2 separate regions of the Homo sapiens genome follow, and region 1 is linked to region 2. Evidence: read pairs that join two places in POLR2A ChIA-PET (ENCODE). Cell type or tissue: B cell. All regions are shown on one strand. Links, peaks and the distances in the headings refer to the core of each region. The heading gives the core; the rest is flanking DNA.

Evidence for each region. Peaks named below come from ENCODE experiments on the same cell type or tissue, not always from the same donor. Only the 100,000 strongest peaks of a DNase experiment are listed, where the experiment ranks them.
Region 1: POLR2A ChIA-PET joins it to region 2 with 5 read pairs; 4 of 35 experiments call an interaction of 5 or more read pairs at or near these places.

Annotation. Positions count from the first base shown.
Region 1 is chr17:5,194,716-5,200,433 of GRCh38, forward strand. The region is part of intron 1 of ZNF594-DT (ZNF594 divergent transcript); the gene reads left to right. Among named protein-coding and RNA genes, the nearest start is that of ZNF594-DT, 5.6 kb to the left of the region's middle. In B cell, for the core only: CTCF peaks have their summits at 2,438 (motif pointing right) and 2,638; a DNase peak (open chromatin) is centred at 2,426; H3K4me3 peaks cover 499 bases; H3K27ac peaks cover 1,226 bases.
Region 2 is chr17:5,373,853-5,376,352 of GRCh38, forward strand. The region is part of intron 13 of RABEP1 (rabaptin, RAB GTPase binding effector protein 1); the gene reads left to right. Among named protein-coding and RNA genes, the nearest start is that of NUP88, 45 kb to the right of the region's middle. In B cell, for the core only: no CTCF peak of the experiment used is centred there; no DNase peak of the experiment used is centred there.

The sequences.
Region 1 (5,718 bases), core at 1,439-3,938, 180 kb before region 2:
CTGCCTCCCATTTTCATTTTTCTGGCTTATGCAGATCTCAGTTCTTAAAATAAATTTTTTTAAACTTTATTTTGTTATTTTAAAAGTAGTATAAGAATTACAAGAAAACATTCGTACACATGTAAAATGGTTCTGACGACAACTAACCCTGACAGATTTTTTTTTTTTTTTTTTTTAAGAGACAAGGTCTCACTCTGTCAGTGGCATGATCATAGCTCACTGCAGCCTCATCCTCCTGGGCTCAAGTGATCCTCCAGCCTTCTGAGTGGCTGGGACTACAGGTACTGCCACCATGCCTGGCTAATTTTGTTTTTAGTTTTTTGTAGATATGGGGTCTGCCTAGATCGACCAGGCTGTTCTGGAACTCCTGGCTTCAAGCAATCCTGTCACCTTAGACTCCCAGAGTGCTGGGATTACAAGCATGAGCCAAACCTGCCACCACTCCTGGCCTACCAGATTTCTTTTCTTTTCTTTTCTTTTTAACTGAGATGGGAGGCTCCACTCTGTGGCCCACGCTGGAGTATGGCGGTGCAATCACAGGTCAGTGCAGCTTCAAACTCCCAGGCTGAAACAATCCTCCCACCTCAGCATCCCAAGTAGCTGAGACCACAGGTGCACACCACAACACCCAGAAAATGTTTGTACTTTTGGAGAAACTGAGTCTCACTATGTTGCCCAGGCTAGTCTTGAACTCCTGGGCTCAAGCAATCCTCCCATCTCAGCCTCCCAAACCCAAACTGCTGGGATTTCAGGCGTGAGCCACCGTGCCCGGTCTTGGAGCTTATTTTATTTTATTTTATTTTATTTTATTTGAGACAGAGTCTTGCTCTGTCACCAGGCTGGAGTGCAGTGGTGTGATCTCAGCTCACTGCAACCTCTGCCTCCTGGGTTCAAGCGATTCTCCTGCCTCAGCCTCCTGAGTAGCTGGGACTACAGGCGCGCACCACCACACCTGGCTAATTTTTGTATTTTTAGTAGAGACGGGGTTTCACCATGTTGGCCAGGATGGTCTCGATCTCTTGACCTCACGGTCTGCCTGCCTCAACCTCCCAAAGTGCTGGGATTACAGGCATGAGCCACTGAGCCTGGCCCTCTTTACTGTCTTATGCGGTCACTCAACACAATACTTCTGACACCAGATGGGTGGGGGCTTTCTCCACATACTGAGCAATTCTCTAGCAGACACCAGATAGCTGTCCTCTAATTCAATTCAATCTGACACTATCTACCTGGAGATAGTGTTAGATCCCGCAGTCCCACAAGACTACTGCCCACTTCAGATGCCAATTGTAAACTCTTGGCTGTGACCTGTATTTCTGACAAACTGGCTCTAAAGTGAGGTTCCCACAAATCCCTCCTAGGGTTTGCCAGGACAGCTCACAGAACTCAGGGAAACACCTTACTTATATTTACCCATTTATGATAAAGGATATTACAAAGGATATAGGTTAATAACCAGATGGAAGAGATGCATAGGGCAAGGTATGCAGAAAGGTGTGTGGCACTTCCATGCCCTCTCTGAGTGCCATCCTCCAGGAACCATCCACCATCCTCCATGTGATCAGCTATCTGGAAGCTCCTAGAACTCTATCCTTTGGGGTTTTTATGAAGGCTTCATTACATAGGCATGATTGATTAAATCATTGGCCATTGGTGATGAACTCAACCTTCAGCCCCTCTCCCTCCCCTCCCTTGGAGATCCTGCCTTGATCTTTTTGGCAACTAGCCCCCGTCCTGAAGTTATCTAGGGGCTCCCAGCCATCAGCCATCTCAGCAGCATACAAAAGACAGTTTTTGTCTGTTTGTTTTTGTAGTTTTGAGATGGAGTCTCACTCTTGTTGCCCAGGCTAGAGTACAATGGCACGATCTCGGCTCACCGCAACCTCCGCCTCCCGGGTTCAAGCGAGTCTCCTGCCTCAGCCTTCTAGAGTAGCTGGAATTACAGGCATGCGCCAGCACACCCGACTAATTTTGTATTTTAAGTAGAGGCAGGGTATCTCCTTGTTGGTCAGGCTGGTCTCGAACTCCCAACCTCAGGTGATCCTCCTGCCTCAGCCTCCCAAAGTGCTGGGATTACAGGCATAAGCCACTGTGCCTGGCCATTTGTTTGTTTTTGCTTTGAGATGGAGTCTTGCTCTGTTGCCCAGGCTGGAGTGCAGTGGCACAATCTCGGCTCACTGCAACCTCTGCTTCCTGGATTCAAGCGATTCGCCTGCTTCAGCCTCCAGAGTAGCTGCAACTACAGGCGCGCGCCAACATGCCCAACTAATTTTTGTATTTTTAGTAGAGACGAGGTTTCGCCATGTTGGCCAGGCTGGTCTCAAACTCCTGACCTCAGGTGATCCACCCAGGTCGGCCTCCTCAAGTGCCGTAATTACAGGCCTGAGCCACCGCGCCAGGGCCCCATGTGTGAACTTCTTAATACACCACTAGGTGGCAGTGATTTGCAGCCCGTGGTTGTATTAAACAGACTTTTTTTTTTTTTTTTTTTTTTTTTTGAGACGAAGTCTTGCTCTTGTTGCCCAGGTTGGATGGAGTGCAATGGCCTGATCTTGGATCACCACAACCTCTGCCTACCAGCTTCAAGCAATTCTCCTGCCTCAGCATCCCACATTGCTGGGATTACAGGCATGTGCCATGATGCCCGGCTAATTTTTGTATTTTTAGTAGAGACGGGGTTTCTCCATGTTGGTCAGGCTGGTCTCGAACTCCCAACCTCAGGTGATCCACCCACCTCGGCCTCCCAAAGTGCTGAGATTACAGGCGTGAGCCACCACGCCCTGCCTAAAGAGACATCTTAAATACGCCTTTATTTTTAGACAATAGAAAAATAAGCTTCCCATTATGCAAGAGTCCTATGGCCTTTGTGCTTTCCTACCCTGTGAACTAAGAGTCTAAATCTGTGAAAAGATGTCCATGAGGTAGAGTTGAATTAAAATAGCAGGTTGCAGAACAATATTTGTACCTCCTCACTTTCTTCTTTTCTGCCTCTCTCCCTTCCTTCTCTACTTCCACAAAAGTTGACTGAGCACCTATTGTGTGCTAATATATGCTAAGTTACTGGAAATGCAATGGTGAGCAAAGCAACACCAGTGTAGTCCCTGTGGATCTTATAGTCCCTCATTGATGGACAGATAGGTTGGTTCCACCTTCTCATTATAACAAATAATACTACAAAGAACGTTTTATACATACACTTGAGTTTCTCTAGGGCAGTGGTTCTCAAAGAGTGGTCTGGGCCATGAGACCAAAACAATTTTCATAATAATATTAAGATGTTATTTGGCCTTTTTCATGCTCACTCTTCTCACGAATGTTCAATGGACCTTTCCATGAGGCTACATGACATACGACATTGCAACAAATTGATGGCAGAAGCAGATAGGAGAATTCAGATGTTTTCTATTAAGCCAGATATGAGATTTGAAAAAAAAAATGTAACATACACAGTGACACTTTTCTCACTAATTTTTTTGTTTGGGAAAATATAGTTATTTTATTATTTTTTGGAGAGAGGGTCTCACTCTGTTGCCCAGGCTGGAGTGCAGTGGCACCATAGCTCACTGCAGCCTCAAACTCGTGGGCTCAAGTGATCCTCCCGCCTCTGCCTCCCAAGTAGCTGGGACTACAGGTGCTCACCACTATGCCTGGCTAACGTTTTTATTTTTAGTTTTTGTAGAGATTGAGTCTTGCTATGTTGCCCAGGCTGGCCTCTAACTCCTGGGCTCAAGCAGTCCACCCACCTCAACCTCCTAAGTAGGTGGATCTACAAGCTCTCACCACTGAGCCTGGCTCCCTCCATCATTTTTAAGTGCAATGGAGACCTGGTACCAAGTGGTTTGAGACTCACTGTTCTAGGGCAAGGGTCCCCATTGCCCGGGCCTGGACCAGTACAGTCTGTGGCCTGTTAGGAACCAGGCTGCACAGCAGGAAGTAAGTGGAGGGCAAGCGAGCATTACTTCCTGAGCTCTGCCTCCTGTTAGATCAGGGGCGGTATTACATTCTCATAGGAGCACGAACCTTATTGTGAACTGCACACATGAGGACTCTGGGTTGCACGCCTTTTACGAGAATGTAATGGCTGATGATCTGAAGTGGAGCAGTTTCATACCAAAACCATTCCCCCCTTTCCTCCCAACCCGTCCCTAGTGCCAAAAAGGTTGGGGACTGCTGTTCTATGGTATCTATCCCGAAGTGGAGTTGCTGTGTTTTACAGTGTCCACAATTTCAGTTTTACTAGGTGTTGCCAAATTGCTCTCCAAAGTGGCTGAAGCTAATTTATTATTTTTTTTAAATTTATTTTGAGATGGTGTCTTGCTCTGTTGCCAGGCTGGAGTGCAGTGTCGCGATCTTGGCTCACTGCAACCTCCGCCTCCTGGATTCAAGTGATTCCCCTGCCTCAGCTTCCCGAGAAGCTGGGATTATAGGCGCGCACTCCCACGCCCAGCTAATTTTTTGTATTTTAGTAGAGACAGGGTTTCACCATGTTGGCCAGGCTGGTTTCAAACTCCTGACCTCGTGATCCACCCACCTCAACCTCCCAAAGTGCTGGGATTATAGGTGTGAGCCACTGCGCCTGGCCTTTTTTTTTTTTTTTTTTTTTTTTTTTTTCTTAAGAAGGAGTCTCAGTCCATCTCCCAGGCTGGAGTGCAGTGGTGCAATCTTGGCTCACTGCACCTTCCACCTGCCAGGTTCAAGCAATTCTCCTGTCTCAGCCTCCTGAGTAGCTGGGATTATAGGCACGCACCACCACACCTGACTATTTTTTTTATATATTTAGTAGAGATGGGGTTTCATCATGTTGGCCAGGCTGGTCTCAAACTCCTGACCTCAAGCCATCCGGCCTCTCAAAGTGCTGGGATTACAGGCGTGAACCACCTCAACTGGTCAAAAGCTAATCTTAAAAAACAAAAAACAAACAAAAAAAACCCCAAAAATACCAGGCCGGGTACGGTGGCTCACGCCTGTAATCCCAGCACTTTGGGAGGCCTCAGTGGGTGGATCACAAGGTCAGGAGTTCAAGACCAGACTAACCAATATGGTGAAACCCCATCTCTACTAAAAATACAAAAATTAGCTGGGCATGGTGGTGCACGCCTGTAGTCCCAGCTACTCAGGAGGCTGAGGCAGGAGACTCACTTGAACCCAGGAGGCAGAGGTTGCAGTGAGCCAAGATCGCGCCACTGCACTCCAGCCTGAGCGACAGAGCAAGACTCTGTCTCAAAAAAAAAAAAAGAAAGAAAAAAACCAACCAAACAAACAAACAAAAAAACTGGCTGAGGAGGACAAATCACTTGAGCCCAGGAATTTGAGGCCAGCCTGGGCAACATGGCAAAACCCCATCTCTACAGAAAATAATTTTAAAAGTTAGTTAGAAGCCTTTACTAACTTAGGGGAAAAAAAAATTAGCCAGGCATGGTGGTGCATGCCTGTGGTCCCAGTTACTTGGGAAGCTGAGGTGGGAGGATGGCTTCAGCCTGGGAGGCAGAGGTTGCAGTTAGCTGAGATTGTGCCGCTGCACTCCAGCCTGGGTGACAGAGTAAGACCTTGTCTCAAAAAAAAAAAAAAAAAAGTACATATCCTTGATGTTTTTGTCGTTGTTTTTCCCAAATCTCAAATTGTAAAGAATTGTGAAATTATTAGACTAGTAAAAGAAAAAAAAATAAAGTAGACTAGTGATACAATACAACAGTGAGTTGCTGTATGAAATGTTCATTT
Region 2 (2,500 bases), core at 1-2,500:
AATAGAATCATACGATATGTGGTCTTTTGTGTCCATGTTCTTTCACGTAGCCTTAATGTTTTGAAGATCTATGTTATTTTTGTCGGCCCAGATTGAGAGTGTGCCAGAAATTAAATGTTTGAAGGGGTTACCATGCTGGCTGCTTATGACGTTTGTTTTTGTATCTAGTACTTGAAAAGTTATAACACACTCACCATCATGCTGTCCATAAAGATGACACTTTTGTTTCTTTTTGAGACAGATAATATCTGTCACCCAGGCTGGAGTGCAATGGCATCATCTCTGCTCACTGCAACCTCCGCCTCACAGGTTTAAACGATTCTCCTGCCTCAGCCTCCCCAGTAGCTGGGATTACAAGCGCCTGCCACCATGCCCAGCTAATTTTTTGCATTTATAGTATAGATGGGGTTTCACCATGTTTGCCAGGCTGGTCTTGAGCTCCTGACCTCACGTGAGCCACCATGCCCAGCCAAAGATGGCACTTTTGGTCACTTACATTCTTCTGTGGTTGGGTAAACCTGGGCTACAAAACTGGTTTCCCAGAGACATTCATAATTCTCTCCTTAACTTTATCCAAGCTTAATTTTTAATTTTTATTTTTTGAGACACAGTTTCATTCTGTCCCCTAGGCTGGAGTGCAGTGGTGTGATCTTGGCTCACTGCAACCTCCGCCTCCTGGGTTCAAGTGATTCTCCTGCCTCAGCCTCCCGAGTAGCTGGGATTACAGGCGTGCGCCAGCACGCTGGGCTAATTTGTTTCTGTATTTTTATTTTTTTTATTATTTTTTATTTTATTTTTATTTTTTGAGATGGAGTCTTGCTCTGTCACCCAGGCTGGAGTGCAGTGGCGCAACCTAGGCTTACTGCAACCTCTGTCTCCCAGGTTCAAGTGATTCTCCTGCCTCAGCTTCCTGAGTACTGGGACAACAGGCGCGTGCCACTGTGCCTGGCAAATTTTTTAAAATATTTTTTAGTAGAGATGGGGTTTCACCACATTGGCTAGGCTGGTCTCCAACTCCTGACCTCGTGATCCGCCCGCCTTGGCCTCCCAAAGTGCGGGGATTACAGGCATCAGCCACCGCACCTGGCCTTTTTTTGTATTTTTAGTAGAGATGCGGTTTCGCCATGTTGGCCAGGCTGGTCTCGAACTCCTGATCTCAGGTGATTAGCCTGCTTCGGCCTCCCAAAGTGCTGGGATTGCAGGCATGAGACACCGTGCCTGTCCTATCCAATCTTTATACCTGTTTCTTTTTTTTTTTTTTTTTCCTTTTTAAGGAAATCTTAGTAAGTAGAAGTTTCCCCTAATTATACCCTACAGATTCAATCTCTATAATTTGGACCTCATTCTTTTTTCCTATATATGTATTAACATGACTGTTATTTTTTATGTTTATTTCATCATTTACAAAAAACCAGTTGCCTATCTTGCCATTAGCTCTTTGCTGTCTCCCACCTTTCCCCAACTTCTTATCGTCTCAGCTCATGTTACAGGCACTCTTGGCAGAGCCTTCTTTCCTTTCTGAATTGGTGACTGCTGTCATCAAAAGAAGGTATCGGGGGCAGGGTATGGTGGCTGAGGCCTGCAATCCTAGCACTTTGGGAGGCCAAGGCAGGCAGATTGCTTGAGGTCAGGAGTTCAACACCAGCCTGGACAACATGGCAAAACCCCGATGCTACTGAAACAAACAAAAAAAATTAGCCAAGGATGGTGGCACACACTTGTAGTAGTCCCAGCTACAACTACTTGGGAGGCTGAGGTGGGAGGGGTCGCCTGAGCCCAGGAGGTCAAAGCTGCAGTGAGCTGAGATCGCGCCACTGCCCTCCAGCCTGGGAGACAGAGTGAGGACCCTGTCTCAATTAAAAAAAAAAAGGTTTTGGGAACCTGTCTACTTTTGCTATCAGCTTAAAATCACTGTTTACCACCTTCCACCTGTTAGATTTTTCTCTTTTGTCAGGAAAGAATCCTGTCTTCCATGTTCTTTAGAGACTTTATTCCTAGATTTTATTTCATTTTATTTATTTATTTATTTATTTATTTTGAGACAGAGTCTTGCTCTGTCACCCAGGCTGGAGTGCAGTGGTGTAATCTCAGCTTATTGCAACCTCCGCCTTCTGGGTTCAAGCAATTCTCCTGCCTCTGCCTCCTGAGTAGCTGGGACTACAGGTGTGTGCCACCATGTCTGGCTACCATGTTGGCCAGGCTGGTCTCGAATTCTCGACCTCAAGGAATCCGCCTTCCTCGGCTTCCCAAAAGTGCTGGGATTACAGGCTTTAGCCACCGCGCCTGCCTAGTCCTAGATCTTAAAATGTTCCAAGAATCCAGGCCGGGCACAGTGGCACTTGCCTGTAATCCCAGCACATTGGGAGGTTGAAGTGGGAGTTTTGCTTGAGCCCAGGAGTTTGAGTCTGTGGTGAGATATGATTATGCCATTGCACTCCATACTCCAGTCTGGGTGACAGAGGAAGATCCTGTCTCAAGAAAAAGAAAAAAAAAGTTCCAA